Regions from separate parts of the Mus musculus genome. Here region 2 is linked to region 1. The links are chromatin loops, found by intact Hi-C in ENCODE. Cell type or tissue: heart. All regions are shown on one strand. Links, peaks and the distances in the headings refer to the core of each region. The heading gives the core; the rest is flanking DNA.

What was found. A loop is a pair of places that touch in the nucleus more often than their neighbours do. Peaks named below come from ENCODE experiments on the same cell type or tissue, not always from the same donor. Only the 100,000 strongest peaks of a DNase experiment are listed, where the experiment ranks them.
Region 2: a loop joins it to region 1, with 1.9 times the contacts of the local background. A loop is called at or near these places in 3 of 42 quality-filtered maps.

Annotation. Positions count from the first base shown.
Region 1 is chr5:148,549,738-148,555,113 of GRCm38, reverse strand. Ubl3 (ubiquitin-like 3) reads left to right here and starts at 2,326. Exons shown (of 5, transcript NM_011908.2): 1 at 2,326-3,161. The coding sequence starts at 3,135. In heart, for the core only: a CTCF peak has its summit at 2,325 (motif pointing right); DNase peaks (open chromatin) are centred at 1,193, 2,383, 3,553, 4,553 and 2 weaker places; H3K4me3 peaks cover 4,558 bases; H3K27ac peaks cover 4,002 bases.
Region 2 is chr5:148,739,260-148,744,635 of GRCm38, reverse strand. 2210417A02Rik (RIKEN cDNA 2210417A02 gene) reads right to left here and starts at 2,796. Exons shown (of 2, transcript NR_028285.1): 1 at 2,652-2,796; 2 at 1,497-1,901. In heart, for the core only: a CTCF peak has its summit at 2,298 (motif pointing left); DNase peaks (open chromatin) are centred at 2,815, 3,485 and 3,955; H3K27ac peaks cover 311 bases.

The DNA.
Region 1 (5,376 bases), core at 228-5,227:
TTTTCTTCATCCCAGTGACCCCCTGACTCTGCCTCAGAAAACCCCTCTCAGCTCTACGAACTTAGCAGCAGCTATGGCTGAGGGGCCCGCGGTGTCATCATCCATTCTTAGAAAGGCCCTTAGAGATTTAGATGAAGTTCCCCGGAAGTGCGGAAGAGCGTCAGAGAGGCAGAGGGGATCAGCAAAGACGCCTTCGCGGCAGAGTTAGCTCTTTGATTTCTTGTGAGGTTAGTTTTTCCATATCAAAACTGCTGTGTCATCCACTGCCTCCCGGGTGATGCTGACAATAGATTCGAGGACGGATGGTGTCACCCTTCCCTGCTGTGCCCCGGCAGGCTCCTCTCTGCAGCCCCTCACTTCACGCTCCACAGTAAAGGCAGCACGGCAGAGAAATCCGTTTGTGTTCTGCAGTGCTCCTTCATGCCTGAATTATGTCAGGAGAGGGTTCCAACGAGTTTTGTGGATAATAACATCTCAGCCTGTCTTATTTGAGTAGTTAGAAATGCAACCAGGTGCAGCAAGCTTACTTTTAAAAGGCGCGGCCTTATACAGAAGGGGCAGTGGCAGACAGCATCCCGTAGAAGACATGCTGTGTGATTTTGGGCTCAAAGTAGGGGTCATTACATCCCTGGCAATGGGGCTGGCGGACAGCTTTCCTTCGTTCTGCCAACTTCTGCTTCTTGCCTTTCAACAGCACTTAGGTCTGTCAGAGCCATGGTGGGTGGTGGGGAGGGGGAAGGAGGCTGAGGAGAGTAGGCGTGGCATGGGAAAGGGGGCTGAGAGTAGGTGTGGCATGGGGAATTAACGTGGTAAACATCTTTAAATGGTAATGCAGTACTCCTTCAGAATCTGTTGGTGGACTGAAAAGCTTCAGTTGTTTGGATTTCCAGAAGGGTTCATGGTGGGGAAGGGTTCTGTGCTTATTAAACACACACGGAGAGAAACTACATTAAGAGTAGAAAACCATGGAACCCACAGATGCTGAAATAGGGAAGCCACATTGGGGTGAGCCTGGGCCTCTGTTTTCCTCTACGTTTGGATTCTTAGGGAGTTGGGTCTGTGATGTAGGCTCCTAGGAGTGTATGGAATGCCTTCAGCCAGGCCGCCACTCAAGAGACAAGTAGGTCCTCTGAAGTGTCCCGTGAGTTCCCGTCCGATGAGGGAACACGTGACTGGGGAGATGGTTCTGGGGAATGACGCAGGCTCCTAGACAACAGGGACTGCATAGCTCACGTCTGAACTCTCAGTGGCCGCAGAGCCTGTGGTGCACCTGTGCGTCGAGAGAGAAAGAGGATGAGTAGCCACCGTTCACGTCAGAAGATGTGCTGTTATTTACAAAACGATGTATGTGCCATGCATGAAATCATCCTTAACAGCACCCAGACTTTAGCCCTGGAAGGTAGGCAAGGCTGCCTTTAGGTGAGGTCACAACTGTAGGTGGGTGTAATAGTATCGTGTGGAGACTGCCCTTCCGAAAGGTCTGAGATATGAATAAGGCTCAACTGAATACTTGTGGTTTCTGTATTCTGATCCTAGATCCGTGGTAGACATTATTTTTTCACCTAAATATTCTAGCATCGGCATTATATTATGCTGTTTTAAATTCACAATACAATTACGTCACCGGGTCAAACAGGGGCTAGGCTGGGAAGTGGTGAATCTACATGTAGTCTCCACTACCACTATATAGTTTCTGGTCATTTCAATTAAGCGGATTGCAGCTTTATGGCCCTAGGACTTCAGGAAACGTGTGTTCAGACATTGCCTCTGCTTCACAAGAGTCTTGTTTCTGTTGAACTTCCACGGCCTTATTGGAAATCAATGATTGTTTCTGATCTTCAAACTGTCATGTTGAGGAGACCTAAAGATTAACTCACTCAATAAAATGGTTTGAGATTGCAGGATGTGGAGAACTTGCAATGATTAAAACACATGCTTCTGCACCACGGTGTGTCCTATTTTAACTGTGTCTACACAGTGCGCGAGGGAATTTCTCCGTGCAAGTTGTTTTCCTCCAACAATCCGCGTGATCATGGCATTTCTGGACACAGGTAGGGACTGACTCCAGAGCAAGAGCCTCTAAACTGAACCGAGACAAGGGCGCTATCCTTTCCTAGCAACTGTTGCTATGCGGGGGCGTGGCATCGATGCGGGCAAGGACGCCCCGGAGGCCCCTTCCCCTCACCTGCACAAACTACATTTCCCATGATGCTCCGAGAGGGCTCCGTTGTGACGAACGGAACAAGCGCAGACGGGGGCGGGGGAGGTGGGGGGCGCTATTCCCAAGTCGGCTCTCGGGCACCAGCAGGGGCCACCGCCGCCATGTTGGGCTGAGGCGATGACAGGAGGCGGCCGGGGCGTGTGGGATTGAGAAGTGGAGGAGGAGGCGGAGAGTCAGGGCTCTGAGGGGGAGCTGTTCCCAAGCTAAGGGAGGAGCCCCCGGAAGACGCTGCGGAAGGCAGGCAGCGAGGCGGAGGCGGCCGGAGCCCAGACGCGATGCGGCCCGACCGGCGCGGCTGCGCTGAGGCGCCCGCGGCCTGAGCCCCCCCGGCGCTGCGCTCGGTTCGGCTCGGCCCAGTTCGGCTCGGCTCGGCTCGGCGGCTGGCGAGGTCGATGCCCTTGAGCGCGGCTGCGCGCAGCCCGGCTGTGCGGCCCCGCGGCGCGCGCTGAGCTTCTCGGCGGCCCCGGCCGCTTTCAGCTCGGCGCTCGATGTGTAGCCACATAGTTATCTGTACACTTCGTCGCCGGGGCTTTAATGAGGACCTGAGTCGCGAGCGCGTGTGAATCACCGCCTGGGCCGGGGAAAGAGGACGGCGCATTTAACCCCCTCCCACCCCGCTCCATGTCCGTGTGTCACTCGGCTCTGTCCACCTGGCGCGGCGGGTCCTGGAGCTGCTACTGCTGCTGACGATCGGCTCCCCTCGCGCCTCTCGCCCCAGAAGCTCTTGTGCTCCCACGTAACTTCTACTTTTTTTTTTAATTTTTATTTTTTTTTTCATTTTTGGGAAAAGCTCAGCACAAACCGATCAGAATTGTGAAGGTTCTTTTTTATTTTTTCCGTAGTTCCAGCACTTCTGCTCTTGCTTTTTGTTTTGTTTTCTGCGTAAACCTCTGGCCCACTCTCAAAAGGCAAGATGTCCAGTCATGTCCCGGCGGATATGGTAAGTGAACGATAAGTTCCGACGTTCGGATTGTAGTGTGGTTTCCAATCTTATTTAATCGGAAGACGACGCTGGCGTCGGGGCGAAGGTTTCTGGGGCCCGGCGGGGGTGAGAAATGGGGGGCACTTCTGGAAAAGCCAATCTACTTGGCTTTGGAGAAGTTGGCTCTTCTGCCCCCCTCCCCCCTTTTCTTTTAGGAAGCACTGGTTTTTGGTGTGGTTTTGCAGCTTTTTCTTTCTTTTTTTCTTCTTCTTTTTTTTAAAACCACTGGGAGTCACTGGTTCGGTTGTGTTTCCTAAGTCGCCGGAGGCAGGGAAATGCAGTGGAAGCGGAGGAAATTCCTTCCCGATTGCTAGAAGGCTTTCAAGGCTTGGATTTAAACGCTTCGGGAAAACGTCAAGGGCTGTGTGGACACGGCCGGGGACGGGCGGCGAGCTGGATACCTAGGGTAGGAAGAGGCTGTCTGGCTCAGTGACAGACAAGATCGTTCAGACGTAGGTGCACACTTGATACATTTCAGGGGCAGCGGCGCACCTCTTTGGAAAAAGTCTTGCTGTGAGCCCTTCGAAACGTCTAGCTGAACGAACAGCTATGACAACCGGAGCTATTTAAATGTTTTTCAATTCTAGGTTTATGGCGTAAAGCGTCCTTTTTAAAATATAGATATTCCAAGGTTTCTTGGTACCAAGTAATTAACAGTTTTGCATTTTAGGTTTTTGTTTGTCTATTGTTTGTTTTAAGCCAGTTAAGCATGTTTATTGAGCCTGGATCACTGGGCGTTGAGAACTGGAAACAAAAACTGCTATTGTTTATTGAGGCTTTTTCCTTTGGTTTCTAAATGTTAGGGTTGCGAGTGTGTTGACTGACAGTTACTGTGTAGCCTTACAGTGCTGAGGGGTGGGTTTGTGGGCGCGTGAAGTGACACTTTGCAGTCCTGAAGGCAGACATAATGCAAGTAACTGGGAGATGAATAATCCTTCTGAAAGAATCGAAGTTAATGTAATCATGCCCACTTATGTCAAGTTGACATTTGAATGTGTATGTATTACAGTGCAGAACCAAGATTGAACTTTGCTAATGGTTGCATTTTTAAAATGTCAAATATTTCTATGGAGAGATGACCTGTTTTACATATTTTTAAAAGAAAAATGACCCTAAATTGTGTATTTTGACCTTGGTTTAAAGGCATTTTGTTTGTTTGATTTTCCACTTAATATGCTGTTCAAATGCAAAGGAACCACTGGGCCTGCCTCCCGGGTGGCCACCGCGCTTGCAGCCTTTGCTTCCGGAGTCTTTAAACTCAGGCTCTGTCCTTTTAGCTGTTCTTCCTTCTTGATGTGTTCAGGGGGAACAGTCTCCTGCCTGCCTGAGTGGCTGCCAAGGTTCCCTTTACACTATTCTCGAAGTTGCCTGGAGAGGTCTCTACACAGAACTGCAAATGTTTCTTCCTCTGTTTGATGAGTGATCTGTGGGCTCATAGCCTCCGGCAGAGATTTGCTCTTTGTAAAGCCTCCATTTTATATCATCAGCACAGTGAAGGCTACACCCACCTGAGTGCCTTCTATTCTGTTAGAGAAGTTGTAATGAAACAGATGTGTGCAGTTAAAGCAGGGCCACTACTTTCTTTGGGCCCAGTGATACAGAAAACGTGGAATGTACAGCATCAGCTGCACATTGAGGTGATTTTTGGGGAGTGCCATCTCTGAAGATTGGAAGCTGTGTTGGGATTGGGGGACTGAGGTAGGGGCAAGGTTCTATTGATAGTTGCGGTTACAAACTATCACTGCTTGTCTGTCTGAGATTGTGTGTTCAGGCCCTGATGACCCAGTGGTGCTTTGAGGTCCCTGATTAAAGGTGATATGCAAGGGCAAAGCAATATTATGTAATAAACGTAGAATGCCTTGTGATGCTCCTCAGAGGTAGCCTGTGTAGACTTCCAAGTTCTAAGTGGGTTTCCTATCTCGTGGTCACCTTTCTGGACAATATGATTGTTGAGAAAATCCTTTAAACAACCATTTTCCATTACTTAAATTTCAATTTTCCATCAGAAGGATCTTTGTTTGATAAGAGTGTAGAATCCTCAAAATGCACACACGCGTGCGCACATACACACACACACACACACACATTAAATGTTAAGTAAGTACTGCCTTCTTAGAAATTGTTCATAGCTAAACTCCTCATACCAAAACCTGACAATTTGAGTTTGCATTGG
Region 2 (5,376 bases), core at 257-5,256, 190 kb before region 1:
GCAACTCTTACAAAGACACTTAATTGGGGCTGGCTTACAGGTTGAGTCCATTATCATCAAGGCAGTAACATGGCAGCATTCAGGCAGGCACAGTGCAGGAGGAGCTGAGAGTTCTACATCTTCATCTGAAGGCTACTAGTGGAAGACTGGCTTCCTGGGAGCTAGCATGAGGGTCTTAAAGCCCACACCCACAGTGACACACCTACTCCAACAAGGCCACACCTCCAAATAGTGCCACTTCCTGGGCCAAGCGTATTCAAACCACCACAGATCCTTTAAGGCCCTAGCCAGAGAAGAGTGCCAGAATAAAATACAACCTAAAAGTCACAGTGTAGAGGAGCCATAGCCAAGTGGTTTCTCTCTGACCCATGGCTTAGTGGGTCACTCGGTCCTTTCCTTGTGGGCTCTGGAGGGCTCATCTTGGAAGGGGGCGCTTTATGACCTGTTTTGGGGTAGGAGGATACTGGGAGATCAGGGGGGCTATTTTTCCAGGTTTTCTGACCCGCTCAGGGTAGAAGGGAAGAACAGGCGGGATGGTACCCAGCTTCTGCTGTCTTCCCGACAGTGCATGCATGGGCTGCATTTGGGGAAGCGTGACTTGAACTCAAAGCCTGCAGATGTGACGCTGATGACTAAGAGATGTGCTGTGAGACTCCTCGGGTGTGGGGTGGGGTCTCTGTCTTCCAAAAGTTAGTTCATATGAGTTAGTTCATATAGTGTGTAGCATATGAGGACAGCTAAGACCACAGCACACACACACCCCACTTAGAATAGCACACATATGGTAGCATACCACAGTACTATTCTGGTCTGTCTGTTAACCGTACACGCTGCTGGCAGACGTTATTTAAACACGTCTGGGATGCCAGACTCTTCTTCAGAGCCACCGTTTCGGCTCCATTTTTCAAACCAACTCAATTTAATGGAGGACCGACATTTGTAGCGTCCCTTGTGCGCAGGGTGGCCACTAACCCAGCCACTGTCCGTTAGGTGTAAGTGGGAGCAGATTGACTGAGACTTCTGGGAATGCTGTTTTCTAGGGGGGAAGGGGGGAGAGGTTGTCTATCCTTCTTCCTTCAAGCAGATATGGCGCCTGGGGTGCTCTGCAGGCATTTGGTGGTGGTGGTGGTGGGGGGGGAAGAAAGGTCATGAGCAAGATGGCCAACCAAAAGACATGGGAGATGGTTAAGTAGATTCATCATATCCACTCTGGGGCATCTCCCTTTGGCCTTATCACCTGGCCATAAGTATTCCTGTGTTGTTAAAGCCCACACAGTCAGATTTCAGTTAAATGCCAGAAAATCAATTCTAAAGGACTTGAGACTATTTCTTTATCGGTATGGGTCATACTCACTTAACTAATCCTCGAGGGTTGAAAATGGTGTGACCTTACAAAAAAGAAAGCTTAATGAGGCTTTTATCCACACAGGAGACTATTTTCTGCAAGATAAATTCCTATACTTTTGAGCCTTTGGGTCAAAGGGTAGATGTATTCAGTTTTTTAAAAAGATTTATTTTTAATTATGCGTAGGTGTATGTGTCTTGGGGTGCGGGGTATGTAGGTACAGGCAGATAACTTGGATTCCCAAAGCAAGAGTCTCAGGCATTGTGGGTGCTGGGACCTGAACTCAGTCCTCTGCAAGAGTGGTATATAACCTTAACTGACGAGCCTACTCTCCAGCCATATCTTCAAATCTAATCAATACTGTTCAGTTTCCTGCTGGAGAATTCTTAATGCACAAGGGCAAGGGTCACTCAAATGACGGCTTCAAGACATATAGAATCCAAAGCTTGACTCTTTCAGATCATCTCCTGGAGAACGGTTTTTCTTTTCTTCCTTAGGAATAGAGGGGCTTCAACGGGTCCTTCAACCGAGAACAAGATACGGGAAGGCTTACTTCCTGAGAGAGGGATGTAGGGAAGAAAGACAGAGGCGGAACTGTGTGCTGTTCCTTTCCCAGGATTCCCCTCAGGGTGCACAGCAGGTGGGAATCACAGCTGCTTTCTCAGACTTAGATTACAGTTCCTGCAAACAGACTCTCTTCTTTCCTTTTCTGACCCAGCAGACTGCTAAGGCGATTAAACATATCTCTGCTCTCAGGTACCAAGTGTGGTGCAGCAAAGAGTTGGACATTGTAACAGTTAGAATTAAGGCCCTTAAAAAGGAGATTCTAAAGGGGCTAGAGAGATGGCTCTGTGGTTAGGAACACTGGCTGCTCTTCCAAAGGGCCTGGTGGCTCCCAACCATGTGAAAGTGCCTGGGAATTTCCAGGTCCTGGGAATCTGATGCCCCCTTCTGGCCTCTATGGGTATTGCATCCATGTGGTGCACAGACATTTATGCAGGCAAACGTTCATACACATAAAATAAAAATAAATCTTTGAAAAGAGAGAAAGAGGGGCTGGAGAGATGGTTCAATAGTTAAGAGAATTTGCCATGTCCTGCTCCACACATCCTTCTCTCGGGCTTCTTGACTCAGCTTGCGGCTCTGTGAATTTTCTTCTGCTCGCCCAGAGCTCTGTGGCAGGGGTCACCCTTCCCACCTGCCTTGCCAGGTCGCCCTCCCCAACACCCCCACTGTTGCCCCATCTCCCCTGTCCCCAGTCAGGTCCCGAGTGCTCCCACCTGCCCTCTCTGCCAGCCACTCATACCTTGGACTCTTTGAGGGTGACTGGAAAGGAGAAGCAAGACCGTGTCGTCATCTAACTTTCCTGTGAAACCCGCGCAGCCGCGGGTCCTAGCACAGAGTCTGAGTTCAGAGTTTACAAAGCTTCTGTTAACTGCTTCCTGCTCTTCCAGCAAGTTCTACAAACCGAACTACAGTTCCCTTCAGGCTTCTCGAACTCACTTCCGGTGCTTCTTGCAGGAAGCCCGAGAGAAGGATGGGTGGAGCCCCACTGGGCTTTCCCCAATTCAATCAGTTTATAAACTAAACTTCATTTCCATGGGGGCAGCTCTTTGAGCTCCCCGCACCCGGAAGTCTCCAGTGGCTCCAGAAGTCTCCCTTGGCACTATCCCATTTCCTTCGGCTCTTCAGCATCACACACATCATGCCTTCACGTCTGAGCTCCTCTCCAGCCTGCAAAATGATCAACAGATGGGGACCACTGTGTCTCCAGAGCCTACCTCATAGTAGGTGCTCAATAAGTATTTGCCGCATGAATGGCTCTTCCGGGGTGCGTAGTAAACACTTGGTAAGAGTAAGCTGAATCATCGAAGGTCCATTTCTGTTTAAGCCTTTATCAACTCAAAACAGGAATTTGACAATGACACCCCCTCCATATTGGCTGCAGAACACATCCAGATTAACTGTCACAAAGCGCCACACTCATCAGGTAACTCTAAAGGAAATTTATCCACAGCTTCCCAATAAATTCTGAGCAAACCTCCCGCCCTCTGTGGCTGGGTCAGGGCCTACAGAATTTCTGGCTTGGAGCCTGGGGTTGTGATGTCAGCCTTCAGGGTTTCTGAGAGCTGAGTGTCTGCCCAGTGCTGTTTGTTTGCAGAACTGGCTCCCTCTCCTAAGCGCCCTGTTTGCACAGGGGTGTTTGCAGCTAGCCGCAGCCTGTGATTAAATCGAAAGCGGCTTGGTGTTTGAACTTGGTCATTCCTGAAGGTCACCAGTGGGCGGTCTCCAGGAGGTCAGCAGCTGCATGCACGAGGCCTTTCAATGACCCCTAATTAACATCTGTACTTGGGAGGACAGAAAAGAAAAAGAGGTGGTGTTTGGCATGTGTCTGGGTGGCTGAGTTATGACACTTTCAAACTTTAAGTGGTTATCTGTCTGATAATTTTTTTTTTTTTTAATGAGGAAGCCCGCTGTCCTTGGGCCCAGAAATATCTGGGTCTGGCTTTTCTAGACATACAAGGTGCTGTCTCGGCAAATTGTGGCTGTAGCTTGTGCAGATGGGAGGTGACACACCACTGGCTGCTTTTCGGCCTTGGGTATAATTGTTGGTGCGGGTGTTGTCTATGGCCCTGTTTACAAGCCTCTGGCAGCCCCTGGCATTAAACACCCCTGGGCGCTTCCTCTGCCAGGATGTGTCCATCTGGAAACAGGTGGGGGAATTATACCTTGGCAACACACACACACACACACACACACACACACATACACACACACACAAGGCCTAGCTATTTAAGCTCTTTCTTCTACCGAGGAGGAAGTCAGGTGATAGCACAGACCTTTTGACACCGGCTCTCCGTCTGCACTCAACAGTGAGTTTGAGCAATTTCTGTAGCTTGTACAGCCTCTAATTTCTCCATCAGTCCGCTGCAGATGATACTCGTTGTGAAGCTATTCCCGGGGAGTAAAGTACAATGGCTTGGACTAGTGTTTGCCTGGGACATGGGAAGAGCCGCCATTACCGATACCCCTCGGGGAGACAGAGCTGAACTGTAATTGGGTTTTAAGTCTGACTGCTGGTTCCGAATGGGGAGGGGGCATAACTGTGCTTACAGCCTCCGATGAGACGTGTCTGTGTGCCAGGTGTGTGCCGATAGCAAAGACTGGTTCTCAGGAGCTGCTGGGACCTGAGGGAGGAATAGACGTGTTTCACCTGTATCTAGAGCCACCCCACCCCATCCTTGGAGGGGCTTCTAGGCTCATTAACTCACCAAAGATCACCATCTCTCCCTGCCTCCCTTCCCCTATACACTCCAATGTGGGAGACTTAAAATGCTGAATTTATTTCTGAACTATGGTTTCTGCTCCTCTTCCTCTGCTGGCTGTCTCCAACCTAAGTATCACTATGACTATGCCAGGGGCCCCACCCCATGCAACACACACACAAACTGTGCCTGTGACCAGGGCTTTCATGGTTGCTTGGCTGAGGAGATCTTTTGGGAAAGCACTTGATCCACAGGGACATGTGGACCTTTGACCCCACAGGTTCTTAATAAGGGCAAGAATTGTTTGATGTATTGCACAGATGACTAGCCGATTCGGCTTTGGAAAAACCTGGAGTTGCTTGTAAAAGTTTCCACCTGCAGCGTCTTAAAGGCCACACTTGACACCTGGCAAGAGATGCCCAACTAGACCTCCCCTACCCTGAAGCTGGACCCGAGTTAGAAGCCACATTGGGTGTATTGGTGGTGGTGACAGCATCCTTGGAGTCTGTGAACCATGTATGCCCTTTGTGTTAGGAACTTGTTATTTACATCGACTTCTCAATCTCTGTAACAAACCAGTTAGCCACGCCCATTAGCCTCTTTCAGATGAGGAAGCTGAAGCTTGCAGACCTTAACCAACCAGGGGTTAGTAAGGTCTGAGTCAGACAGGAAACCACCCACATCTGGGCACATCCGGACACTCCAAGCTTAGCAAGCTTAGCTGGGATGGCATCCTGATGGTCCTTCCCACTGGTTGCTAGTGTT